Regions from separate parts of the Homo sapiens genome. Here regions 1, 2 and 4 are each linked to region 3. A link is a contact called in ENCODE Hi-C or POLR2A ChIA-PET data. All regions are on one chromosome and are shown on one strand. Each heading gives the region's core, a stretch centred on a gene start or an enhancer-like site at or near the end of the contact. The rest is flanking DNA. Distances are from core to core; before and after follow the strand shown.

Evidence for each region. A loop is a pair of places that touch in the nucleus more often than their neighbours do. ChIA-PET counts read pairs that join two places held with the same protein, here RNA polymerase II (POLR2A). Pooled maps may share reads with other maps.
Region 1: a loop to region 3 is called in a pooled map, with 5 times the contacts of the local background. The contact joins the promoter of TMEM253 here to the promoter of RABGGTA in region 3. A Hi-C loop is called at or near these places in 5 of 50 pooled maps.
Region 2: a pooled map shows a loop between it and region 3 (11-fold over the local background). The contact joins the promoter of RNASE4 here to the promoter of RABGGTA in region 3. A Hi-C loop is called at or near these places in 6 of 50 pooled maps.
Region 4: a loop to region 3 is called in a map with no recorded cell type, with 23 times the contacts of the local background. The contact joins the promoter of HNRNPC here to the promoter of RABGGTA in region 3. A Hi-C loop is called at or near these places in 1 of 37 single-sample maps with no recorded cell type and 6 of 50 pooled maps. POLR2A ChIA-PET finds 5 or more read pairs at or near these places in 1 of 52 experiments (activated CD4-positive, alpha-beta T cell).

What each region holds. Positions count from the first base shown.
Region 1 is chr14:21,099,182-21,102,315 of GRCh38, reverse strand. It overlaps TMEM253 (transmembrane protein 253), which reads right to left and starts at 1,250. Exons shown (of 7, transcript NM_001395467.1): 1 at 1,132-1,250; 2 at 865-1,008; 3 at 341-451; 4 at 196-252. The coding sequence starts at 972. It also overlaps a transcript of ZNF219 not described here.
Region 2 is chr14:20,682,710-20,685,873 of GRCh38, reverse strand. RNASE4 (ribonuclease A family member 4) reads right to left here and starts at 1,314. Exons shown (of 2, transcript NM_002937.5): 1 at 1,116-1,314. TRY-GTA5-5 (tRNA-Tyr (anticodon GTA) 5-5) reads right to left here and starts at 2,601; the gene lies at 2,513-2,601. TRP-TGG3-2 (tRNA-Pro (anticodon TGG) 3-2) reads right to left here and starts at 1,858; the gene lies at 1,787-1,858. It also overlaps a transcript of ANG not described here. RefSeq lists enhancers at 1,023-1,162, 1,963-2,092, 2,233-2,422, 2,623-2,932 and silencers at 1,393-1,512, 1,783-1,832.
Region 3 is chr14:24,270,347-24,273,617 of GRCh38, reverse strand. RABGGTA (Rab geranylgeranyltransferase subunit alpha) reads left to right here and starts at 2,021. Exons shown (of 17, transcript NM_182836.3): 1 at 2,021-2,131; 2 at 2,449-2,505; 3 at 2,671-2,781; 4 at 3,160-3,271. The coding sequence starts at 2,503. It also overlaps a transcript of NOP9 not described here. RefSeq lists enhancers at 1,674-1,753, 2,494-2,703 and silencers at 1,844-1,943, 2,014-2,303.
Region 4 is chr14:21,268,160-21,271,223 of GRCh38, reverse strand. HNRNPC (heterogeneous nuclear ribonucleoprotein C) reads left to right here and starts at 1,782. Exons shown (of 9, transcript NM_004500.4): 1 at 1,782-1,926. RefSeq lists enhancers at 1,053-1,678, 1,782-2,041, 1,679-2,303 and a silencer at 1,612-1,691.

The DNA of each region.
Region 1 (3,134 bases), core at 1-2,500, 3.2 Mb after region 3:
GCTTCTGCTTCTCAGCCTCCAAACAGGGCCATAAGCCCTCTTAACTTTTTTGCTTTCCTCCTCAGTGATTGAGGCCAGTCAGTGGTGACAGCTGAGAGAATGAGTCAACACTTAGCCACTTACTTCCTAGGCTGAGGGTTGTAGGTGTCTGTTTTAGGGAGTGGGAGGACAGTGCTGCGTTTTCTTCCCTCTCACCTTCCAAAGGCGGGGTGCTCTGCGAAGCTCCAGAGTGACAGTCCCAGTGAGGAGACCCTGAATGGTGAGAAGGGCAAGTGTTGAGCTCTGGTCCCGTTAGGAAGGGGCCCTGGGACCTTCCACCCTCCCTTGTGGTGGGTCTTACTGAGGCTCCAGGCCCAAGAGGCAGCGCTGTGGCCATGTGACAATCAGAGTTCAGGCAGGCGACTGAGACAGCAAGGGGCACCACAACCACTGCCAGCCATAGCTGGCTCACCTGGGGGTAAGGGTAGGGTAATTGGGGAGGAACTGTCAGGGATTCCCTCCCTTCTCGTAACTCCTACCTCTTTAGAGATCAGGAAATGGGATTGAATGCAGGGTGGAGGAAAGCAGTCAACCCAGAGCAAGGACGTGATCATTAAAAATTAAGTATCATTTAATTTTTTCTGCCTCATATTGTAGTTTAGTTACTTACCTGTATGTTTTCCCCCACAAGATGGAAGCTACTTGGGAGATTAAGGGTCTTGCCTTGTTTATTTCTATGTTTTCCTCTACCCTCCTCCCATTCAGAACCTAGCTCAGTTTCTGGCACATGGTAGGTGCTCACTTAACATGGATGGATGGATGGATGGAATTGAATTGGGTAGAAGTGGACATGCTGAGACCTGGGATGGGGTAGCCTGGCCTCACCGCTAGCACCAAGAGGTGCCCACTCTGCCTGTGCCTTGCCCAGTGTTGTAGCTTTTCCAGACGAAGGCTGTGTCTCTCCTGCTCTTGCTCACCAGCTCTATCTTCCATGGCTCCTTTGCCCACAAGAATTAGGTGCTTCCTAGGCTGGGAAAAATGCGTTATAGGTTCTGTCTATTAGGAGACAGGACATGCAACAACGTATCTTTCAGCTACACCTCTGCCCACTCCCAATATCCAGGGATTTGAGGTCCAGGTCCTCACACCTACCTAGTCTGAAGCAGCTACTCCAAAGGGATGGGACCCAGCTGGGTCCTAGGTCTCCTAAGGGGCTTGATAGCTCAGAGCAGACGACAAACTTGTCCTGGCAGAGGAAGGCTGTCAGGGATGGGGTGTGGTGGGGCAAAGGTTTCTATGAAGGCCTAAGGATCTAGGGAGTGGCCCTGGGTAGATACCGGCCTCAGTTCACTCCACAAGATGTCTAGCCCGACCTCACTCTGTTCCCATTTCTCATTACCCTCATTTCTGCCCATCCTGGGTTCCTTTTCTGGTTTCACTTACCTCATCCCCATGGACACTATCACTCTGGACCTCAATTCCCCCTCATTTCCATATGATCTTACTCCTTTCTTTGGCTTCCTCCTCAAATTATGTGCCCTTCCCTAGAGATCCTACTTTCTGTCTGGATTGGTCCCCTGTCATTACTACTTGCAGCTTTGCCCCCAGACCAGGTAAGGTTGAATTCCAGGGGCTTTCTTGCCTCTCACTTTCTGGACAGTCTCCCTTCCTTCTTTCTTGAAGGTTTTACTCTGAACTGAACACTGACTCAATGGATGGGGGGGACCCTGTTTATGGTGGGGATTGTTTTTGATTCAATGATAACCTGCAACTGGACATTATCTATCTATCTATCTATCTATCTCATGGTCCTCAAATAGTGAGTCTTGGGAAGGATGCTATTGCAACAATTAATATTTTTGAGAGAGAAGGTGCCTCATAGCCAGACAGACCTGAGCTGGAATCTTAGCTCTGCTGCTTCTCCATCTGTGTGATCTTGGATACATTATTATTATTATTATTATTATATTATTGAGACAGGGGCTCACTGTCACCCAGGCTGGAGTGCAGTGGCATGATCATGGCTCACTGTAGCCAACACCTTCTGGGCACAAATAATCATCCTGCCTCAGTCTCCCAAGTAGCTGGGATCACAGGCACATGCCACCATGCCTGGCTAATTTTTAAATTTTTTGTAGAGACAGGGTCGTCTCACAATGTTGCCTAAGCTGGTCTCAAACTCCTGGGCTCAAGCCATCCTCCCTGCTTGGCCTCCCAAACTGCTGGGATTACAGGTGTGGGCCACTGTGTCTGTCCTGATAGATATGTTTTTCTACCTATTCGCACCTCAGTTTATTCACTGATAAAAGGGGGCTAACAATATGACTGTGAAGAGTTGTTGATTCAGGGTGGGTGTTTAATAACTATTAGTGGTGCTGATGAGGTCACACCGATAAGTCTGATGCCCATACACTAAAAGTGTTATTCAGAAGGAAGCTGGGGACACATTTCTACAGTCGGAAGCAGAACCAGCTGGGCCCAAATATACTCTATAGATCAAAACAAATCCCAGATCTACCTAGGTGCCCTTGGCAAGTTGCTTAATCTCTCTGTTCCCTTATCTATAAAAGGAAGTTAATAATACCAGTCTCAAGGGGTTGCTTTCAGCATGGAAGAGAGCTTAGCCCAGTACCTGGTACACAAGTGCTCAATGTTAGTGGCTATGATCATCATCACTATTATTATTTCTTGTTGTTGACGATAAGAGGAGACTGCGCCAGAAGACTCTAGAAGTTAGTACGAGGAGGGAGGCAGGGTCCTGGGAGGCAAGTGATCTTTTGTAAGCCACTCCTGCCCCATCAGTGCTGTGCCAACATCGGCGGGTCATTGTATCTACTCTTTTCTTTCCCGGGGAGTGGGAGTCACGTTTTAAAGAGATCCAGAAAACTGCTGTGTGTCTACTCCTCCTCAATTCCCACGTGCATTGATTTTATTTGGTGGCGATGTGAGATGTTGGGCTTGCACTGAGGATCCCCGAGCCTGCAGGCCACTGGGGAAACAGACTTCCTGAAGCCTCATTTTTCTTACTTGTAAATGGGGGCTAATTTAATTATAGAGGGTTATTGGAAAGATTATATACTATTAGATAGGTGAACAGGCATTCAGTAAATATTGACTAAATCTGAGTATACTACTTACCAGTTTGTAGTCTAGAC
Region 2 (3,164 bases), core at 65-2,564, 3.6 Mb after region 3:
GAGACGAGGTTTCACCATCTTGGCCAGGCTGGTCTCGAACTCCTGATCTTGTGATGCACCCACCTCGGCCTCCCAAAGTGCTGGGATTACAGGCATGAGCCACCGTGCCGGGCCCACACAACTTTTATATTCCATACTAGTACTTTCTAGACAATCAGAGCTAACTTTAAAGGGGCCACTGAAAGTTGCTGTTCGAAGGAAACCTACATTGACTATTACCATAAATTCAAAAATTATTTTACTCTGCTTGTCATCAGTAAAAGAATTGCTTGAATTGAAGCGTATGTAATAAACCTATCCTCTTGCAAAACTTGTTAGTGGCTCTGTGGTTAAGTAAGTCTTGAATACCTGAGGCTGCTTCTGGGAAGGTGGTCCTGTGCCACAGATAATGATGTCCCTTGGGTTTCTACTGATTACATTATGACTTGATTATAAGATTTTTACTGTCACGAGGGAGGGTCTTGGCTCATCTGAGATTTCCCTAGCCCCCTGAGTGGTGCTGAAATTGTTTTAATAAAGATGTTGCGCTTTACTCATGTGCTGCTATTAGCATTTGACGTGCTGTCTCAGAGCGAGAAAACGGAGGATCCCAACCTTCCAGTAGGAAGGCTTAGAGAAGAGGCTGTTGGCAAGTGTCTCTAAGAATTGCACAACACTGGCTGAGGGTGGGTTAAGGGTGAGGAGGCAGAGGAGAGTAAACAGAAAACACCGATCCCCAAATGTTAGTTACGCTTGCAAAAAACTAAGGCCTGCTTCAAAAAGCTGGTGATTAGCCTGAATAACTAGCAAAGCTTTCTTAGTTGTGGGCAAGTGCAGGCCTCCTAGGGCTTCCCTTAGGTTCGGCGATTCTGTGGTCCCCCTCCAAGCCTACTAATCAATAGAAGCTGGCATCTGTGCCCAGCTGCGCAAAGTAAACCTGAGTGGGAATGTAAAGTCGTTAACTCATACAAATACGGGACTTTCACGTCCCTCCCCATTCCTCCCTCTCCAGCCCCGTCCCGCAAACTCCTCCCCAAGGAGTCCCAAGCTGCCTCTACTAGGAAAGGACTCCCCGGCCTAAACGCCCCTTATGAAGCTACCAGAGAGGAGGAGGAGGAGCAGGAGTGTGAACCTACCTCGGCCTCAGAACAAGTCCGCAGAAACGGGCAGGACAATGGAAAGAAGTTTTGTTTCTCACCCGCTTCTTCCTCCCTAGTACGATGATGGGGAGCCGGTAGAAAACGCAAAGATGTTCTTTTGAATCCTGCTTTGCATCTAGGTGGGGTTGGCGTCCTTGTGTGAGTGTGTGTACACGGACGGAGATGGGGGCGTGGTGAGGTGTGGAGGGTCGGCGTGCCAGCCTCTGCGTAGTTGGGACCGCGCCCCGCTTCTCCGAGGAGGCCCCTCCCGCCTGGATCCGCCCTTGGAGCTGGCGCCGCAGCAGCACCCGCCCCAGGGGCCGCAGGGGCAGCCCAGGCAAAGAACGAGCCTGGGATCCGCGCTCCTTCCTCAGCTGGACCCCAACGGGCAGCAGCCGCGAGAGCACTGCCTCCACGGAGAGCAGATGGCGGGAAACTGGCTTCTGCTCCCAATTGCCAGGCGGCCCTTCAGAGACTACCCCTGGCTGAGCGTCCAGGAACCCATGAAACTTGGTCTTGACACTGGTCGACAGCACCATCTGCCACGTACTTATTCGCTGCTGCTTTCTTTGGCAGGACAGCCCATCGCGAGACAGTTTGTGTTTCAAATTTAACGGAGACTTTTTTTCAGTAGTTGACAAAAGGGGGTGGAAAAACAGTAGCCACGAGGGCTCGTCCGGGATTTGAACCCGGGACCTCTCGCACCCAAAGCGAGAATCATACCCCTAGACCAACGAGCCACTGTAGCTGAGTGGTGCTTCCTATCACTCTGAATTTCTCTTTTCCGCCTGCTGTTCTGAAGGTTTTTTGTTTTGTTTCTTTTCCTCTGTTGTGACATTTCCCTTAGGCCTTATTTAGTTATTCCTTCCATCTTCACCAAGTTTCAAGTGTGGCTTATTCTCTGGCTTATTCTCCTCGATCCAGATGCAGGATGGGGTGAAGGAAGGCAGCTTTTTAGACTTTAGGTCACATGCTTGTGTCTCACTGAGCCCGGGGAGCGATTTAAGCCCGCTAGGGCCTGGAGGGAACCTGGAGGGGGCTGAAATAGAGATCGAGGGCCAGAGCTGAGCTCGGTTGCAAGGCTGTAGGGTACTGAGCCCCAGGACAGACGCGCGATACGTATATATCTGCCGGCCTTTGGACTTAACGTAGAAGCCAAAATATAACACACTTCGGTAAGACAACAGTGCCTTCCCCCAACGGTGGGACGATTCGGGTCTACTATCTTTCAGAAAGGTAACCAACTTTTCAAGACGCGATTAACGCAGCCCACCTCGCGGCTAAGCTGTTTCCTTCGGACAAGGGTGAGAGACAGAAACAGATTTGATCACGTCAAGATACAGAGATTTTTTGCACAAACGAAGAGCAACCGTAAACCCCAAAACAGCAGCGTCTCCTTCGAGCCGGAATCGAACCAGCGACCTAAGGATGACCACACATTAAGTACTACAGTCCTCCGCTCTACCAGCTGAGCTATCGAAGGAAGCACGGAAACAACTCTCCTAAAAATCCCTACTCGAGACATCCTTAACCAGAGACGGGAAAGAAAGAAATCTCTTTATACCCGGAAAGTAATTACTGCAGAGTCACAAAGCCAGCTTGTAAGACAGTCCTGCGTCCGAGGTTCTGAGGACAACCTTTCTAAATCTGGATTCCCCTGCCTCACTGAGGGGCTCCCAAGCAGAGCAGGCGCCCCTGAAACTCGGGCATACCGAGGCTGCTCATCCTCTGGGCGCCCGAGGGCTGTTGGCCTCACTGGGCGCGGACCCAGGGGCCTCGCGAGCGTGGATGCGTGTGTTTGTGTGTAGGGTGGGGACCGGCACCTGGGCGTCGGAGAACTGGGGGCTGAGGCGGTGGGACGCACACAATTCTGACTGCGCAACTGTGAACGCCGGAGAGGGCGGGCCTCCAGGCTTAGGCCCGGGCTCCCTGATGTCCTCACTTCCTGCGCTTCCCTCCCAATCTCGGCTCTTCCGCTTACACGTCCACAGACACGGGAGGGAGAGGGTGTGGAATGGAGCAGTGGTCCCCAACATTTTTGGCACT
Region 3 (3,271 bases), core at 772-3,271:
AATACACAGGGATAGGAAAAATGTCTCTTTTCGAGAATTTGTTATAGGATCTAGGAAAGGACAAGTATATAATGGACACTTTACATACATTTCCAGGGGCTGAGAGAGGTGTGAAGGATATATAAAGATTTAAAGCACTGGCGGGGCATGGTGGCTCACACCTGTAATCCCAGCACTCTGGGAGGCCAAGGTGGGCAGATCACCTGAAGTCAGGAGTTTGAGACCAGCCTGGCCAACATGGTGAAACCCCGTCTCTTCTAAAACTACAAAAATCAGTCGGGTGTGGTGGTGCATGCCTGTAGTCCCAGCTACTCCAGAGGCTGAGGCAGGAGAATCGCTTGAACCCAGGAGGCAGAGGTTGCAGTAAGCAGAGATCGTGCCACTGCACTCCTGCCTGGGCAACAGAGTGAGACCCTGTCTCAAAAAAAAAAAAAAAAAAAATTTAAAGCACTACCTTCTTACCCAGGTGTGAGTTATAAACACACACATGCCACATGGACACACTATTCGCAAAGACATCACACACGTGTACGTGTGGTACACACACACTCACTAGCCACCCTGAACCTCATAAAGGCTCCACCAGAAAACCTTCTTTGCAGTAGGCACAGGGAAAAAAATCACAGTCTTTAAAAGTACATATGAAGGTCTATCAAATCAGACTGGGGCATTTTAGAGAACTTCCTCGAGGTGCCACTTGAGTTACATTTTTTTTTCTTTGTACTGTGGAGTTCAAAAAGTTAAATCTTAAAGATAAACAGGAATTACTGTGGCAAAGGAGGAGTGTGGAGAAAGGAGAGTCAAGAGGGAACAGGCTAACATATTTAGGAAACTGCAAGTATTTCTGTAGGCTGTCATGAAGAGTTTTTGGCAGGGTCAGGCAGGATATACAGCCAGAGAGTAGGCAGAGCCCAAATGCCAATAGGTCTGATGTGCTGAGCTGAGAGATTACAATTCTATCCTGAAAAGGAGCCACTCAGCACTTTTAGGCACAGATATGACGTCAAATCTGCATTTTAGAAAAATGGATTCAGTAGCACAGAGGATGGACTGATAACAAGGGATGAGGTGGAGAACACTGAAAAGACTTTCAACAATCTGGAGAAGAAATTCGGAGTTTGAACTCCTAGTGGCAGTGGGAAGAGAAAGAGTATTTAAGCGAGTTTAAGAAGTGAGGAGGAAATAGTGCCATTCACTACAATAGAAAACATAAAGGCCAATGTTTAGACAGGATGGATGAAAGATAATTTATACCTTTTGGCTTTTGGAGTTTGAGGTGTCTCTGGGACACCAGGTGATATCCAACAGGTGTTTGAATATGTATGTGCATGTATATTATTTATTGTTATTTAAGCTTGCAAGACATCTGGGCTGGAGATATAAATTTGGGTGTCATCAATTTACAGGTAGTAATTAAAACAATGAGTGTGGATGAACTCACCCAGAGAAAGTGTAATGCCAGATTTGTGGGCCAAAACAGCTCTGAGGAGCTCCAACTCGAAGCAGTTGAAGGCTTACATTTAAACATTCTCCCAGGAACAGTGGGTGAAGTGAAAAAGGGGTGAGGAAAGGGCCCTGGAGATCACCAACATTTAGGGGTGGAGGTGAACAGATGAGAAGAGAGAGGCAGAGGTGCAGGAGGAGAAGCCAGAATGGGGGTGTCAAGTATAAAGAAATGGGTAGCGTCAAATGCTTCAGAGGTTAGAGAAAATGACAGGAAACTCCCCCTGTTAGATTTGACATCTAGAAGGCTGTCGGTGTGGCCAGGGTGAGGTCAGTGGAGTAGTGAAGGTGCGGGTTTCCGGCTGTTGGAGAAACCTCTTCCACTAACTACATTGCACTCTGAGTTACCAACTGGCATGGTCCTCCCCCCATTTCACACGCACGCTACAGTCGCCCGTGCGCACTCGTACACACCAGGTGGCTAACAGGTACGAGGCGTTTCCGGACAGCGAGCGCAGAGCCCCCGCGCACGCGCCTCCGAGCCGGCCTCTTCCGCCGCAAGTCCCTCCCCAAGCCTGCAGAGTGCGCTGCGTTTCGATGAGCCGGGACGTGGCGCCGCTCTAGCCAGCGCCTGGGCTCTGTGGCGGGCGCCGCAGCTCCGCGTCCCCCGCGCCTCCTCCCAGCGCAGGTGGGTCCGCCCGCGGGGGGCGGGGGTGCCCGGGAGCCGTGGGACGGGCGGGTAGCGGCAACCTTTGGGGAGCAGAGTGGTCCCCAACGCCCAGGTGCCCCGGCTCGCGCTCTGGCCCGGGCGAATCGGGCTATAGGAAGGGCCACACGGATGGAAGTCCTAGTCCGGGTGCTCACCTCTTGTGGAACGTGCAAAGCCTGTCCCAGGACCTCTTTACACTCTGGGGGTCTCTGCCCAGGCACGCTTGCTGCTTCCGGACACAGCTGTGGGCGGAGCTAGTAGGGGCGGGGCTACGTGATTGACACTTCTCTCCTCAGACTTCAAGGGCTACCACTGGACCCTTCCCCTGTCTTGAACCCTGAGCCGGCACCATGGTGAGAACCCTGAGCCCAGCCCTTCACCTCCGCAGGCCCGCGCCCTCACCCCCAGTGGCAGTGCCATGGTTGCCCCGTATGAACCTAGGGCTCCACAGTGTGGGGTTTTTGCAGGTCAGCTTCTGCAAGGCAACCTGCACTCTTCCAACCCGTTCATCCTTGTAGCACGGACGCCTGAAGGTGAAGACGTCAGAAGAGCAGGCGGAGGCCAAAAGGCTAGAGCGAGAGCAGAAGCTGAAGCTATACCAGTCAGCCACCCAGGCCGTATTCCAGAAGGTGGGGCCCTCAGAGGTAGCCCCGACCCCAAGTAGCTCCCTTAGTATAGTGCAGAGGCCAAGAGCTGGTCCCTAGAGTCAGACTGCCTAGATCCAATTCTGGGTTATCTCACTTATAACTGTATGACTTTGGGCAAGTTGCTGAATCTCTTTGGGCCTCAGTTTGCTCATCTGTAAAATGGGGCTAATAATTGCACCTACTGCATAAGGCTGTTGTGAAGATTAAATGAGAGAATACCTGTAAGGCCATAAAGCATGGTTCATAGTACCTGTTGTATAATGTGGGATTCACAGAATATTGGATGGTTTTAAGTTTACGTTATTTAGTCCTGTAGTGGGAAAATTATATGATCTCTAACCCTGCCACCTATCTTCTTAGCGCCAGGCTGGTGAGCTGGATGAGTCCGTGCTGGAACTGACAAGCCAGATTCTGGGAGCCAACCCTGATTTTGCCACCCTCTGGAACTGCCGACGAGAGGTGCTCCAGCAGC
Region 4 (3,064 bases), core at 533-3,032, 3.0 Mb after region 3:
TTAAATAAATTGCAATGTGGCAATTGAGTCGAGGCTTTAAGCACTCGTAGGATATTCTCCCTCTGATTACTTGCTCAAAGTAGATGATTTGGAAAATATAGAAAAGTACAATAAGATTTTAAGGCTGGGCGCGGTGGGTCACGCCTGTAATCCCAGCACTTAGGAAGGCTGAGGCGGGCGGATCACGAGGTCAAGAGATGGAGACCATCCTGGCCAACATGGTGAAACCCCGTCTCTACTAAAAATACAAAAATTAGCTGGGCGTGGTGGCACGCACCTGTAGTTCCAGCTACTCGGGAGGCTGAGGCAGGAGAATCGCTTGAACCTAGGAGGCGGAGGTTGCAGTGAGCCAAGATGGCGCCACTACACTCCAGGCTGGTGACAAAGCGAGACTCCGTTTGAAAAAAAAAAAGTTAAAAAAAAAAATCACATGTAATTTTCCCACCAGGAGAGAACCACTACTAACACTTTAGTGTATACTTTCTCCCATATTTTTCGTCTTTGCTTTTTAAAATAGTTTAAAGTGGTCTGGCGTGGTGGCTCACGCCTATAATCTTATCACTTTGGGAGGCAGAGGCGGGCGGATCACCTGAACAGTCTGGCCAACATGGCGAAACCCCATCTGTACTAAAAATACAAAAATTAGCTGGACATGGTGGCGCGCACCTGTAGTTCCAGCTACTCAGGAGGCTGAGGCAGGAAAATCGCTTGAACCCGGGAGGCGGAGGTTGCAGTGAGCCAAGATCGCGCCACTGCACTCCAGCCTGGGCGACAGTGACTCTGCCTCAAAAAAAAAAAAAAAAAAAAAAAAAAAAGAAAAGAAAAAAGAAACCGCTGGCTTAGTAGAGCTGATGCTACCCCACTGCGTGCGCAGTTCCTATAATGTAACCAGAGAGACTGGCAGGTGACGGGGGTAGGTAGGAGACAAGCCATTTCAAGAGGAGGGAAATTAAGGGACCAGATTTGGAAGGATGGGCCAATTTTGCTGGCACTTAAGATATTAGATGCCCTGGGGCCAGAGGCCAGGATTCTGCACTTCCTTTTTATATTGGAGAGGAATAAGGAAGTCAGTTGGTTTCGATGGAACATGTGTTGTCTGAAGAAGGGTTTAATAGGCCAAGAAGCAGATGTCTACGAGGTAGCTGACATTCGAATCTGGAACTGAGAAAGGGTCTGGGGTTGGAAAAACTGCAGGACTGGTTAGTTTTCTACACACTTTAACAAGGCCTAGTCACTGCTGCTCCCTCCTCATTTTAAGAAAAGTCCTTTCTTTATTCACATTGCACAACGGAGGCTTCATTTCGCGCTTTTTTTTCCCTAGGCCCGGGGCTGGGGCAGGTCTTTTGCGCCCGTCACCTAACTACGCCCCTCAACCCTTTCCCCGCCCCCGCGCAGCCGGAAATCCGAGGTCTGGGCGGATCTTCTACTAGGCACTCTAAGGGGCAGCGATAGGACGCCGCGGCCGCCAATCAGGCCTCCCAGATACCCGGATGTGAGACGGTGCGCGATACAAAGGCGAGTTTCCACCCAGAGGGTCGTCCCGTGCAATAGCCAATAAGCATTCTCCAGGCAATAAATGACAGGAAAACTAACCAGTTATAAACTAGTTTCTCTCACGCATGTGGAAATTCGCCTGCTTAGTCTAACCCACTGCTAATTGTGATTGGATATCATTGTGAGGAGCGGTTGAACTGTCTAATTAGGAGCGGGAGCGAAAAAACGCACAGCCAATAGGAAGATTCTCAGGAATGGGGCGGGGACTAGGCCTTCGCCTCGGCGGCAGAGGAGACTCGGGGGCCATTTTGTGAAGAGACGAAGACTGAGCGGTTGTGGCCGCGTTGCCGACCTCCAGCAGCAGTCGGCTTCTCTACGCAGAACCCGGGAGTAGGAGACTCAGAATCGAATCTCTTCTCCCTCCCCTTCTTGGTAAGTGGAGAGGGCGGACGCAGGGAAGGCGCTGGGTTTTTCGGGAAGCGAGAGGGGGTGTGGGAGAGAAGATGTGGGAATCCTTCCCCCTAACTAACCGGGCCCTCATTTATTCTGCTTGTTTTGGGGGATTAGGTTGAAGCCGGGGGCAGTTTTATAGGCCTCAGCCTCTGTATAGGTTTAACCTGGTGTCCTCTAGGCCACGATCGCCAGGGAAAATGTCCTTTTTTCGCTCTTCCTGTGTTAACGGCTGCTTTCCTTTCATTTTCTACGACCGCGAGGACTACGGGATCATGAAAATGAAGATCGTGATGCTCATTAATATAGTCGAAGTTAACGTAGCGCCGATGCCTTCTATTACCTCCGTTCTTCTTACATGTAAAAAGTGGGGGAGGGGAAGGGGGAAGGTTACCAAGTAGATGTATCGCGAGCCTTTAAATCCTGGATCGTGCCGCGTGGCCTACGAGAAAGGTTTAACAAAAGATTCAGCATTTTACTGATAACTTTTTATTTTATTTCTCTCTATGAGCAAATGATGGAGCTCGAAGTAGTTATTTTCACTTACATTTGTAAAAGGAAATATTGTGATATAACTATATTAATATTTACAGCTGACTTTTCATCTGCAGGTTACAAAACACTTGAAATATATAAGTTAGTGGAACTTTGCTTGAGGTAGGTATTAACTCTCTTTCTCAGACGGAAACTGAGGCAGAAAAGTGTTGGTTGCTAGGGTCATATTAAGTCAGTAGCAGCACTAGTAAGGAATTTGACCACGAGGTCAGTCGAGTGGTTTTTACCTAGTTAATGGAATACCTAGTTAATATAGTTCTAAAACTACTGTATTGCAATCTTTGCCAAGAACCTGATGACGGAAACCACGAGGTAACTGGAAATTCCCAAATTGCGCTTAAGAAAAATACTACGAGACTTGAGAATTTTTTAACGTAACTTCCTAAGTGTAAGATGACAAAATTTGACTTTCGGGATATTCTGGCGTTAATTTTCCCGTCCGCCTAAATGTGGGCAAAAATTCACAGCTACGTTATATTAAGCAAATATTAACAGTGCCTATTATTTGCTGGGTGCTGAAATTTGATAAAAAACTTAAAAGTTAAAAAAAATTGTTTAGATCTTT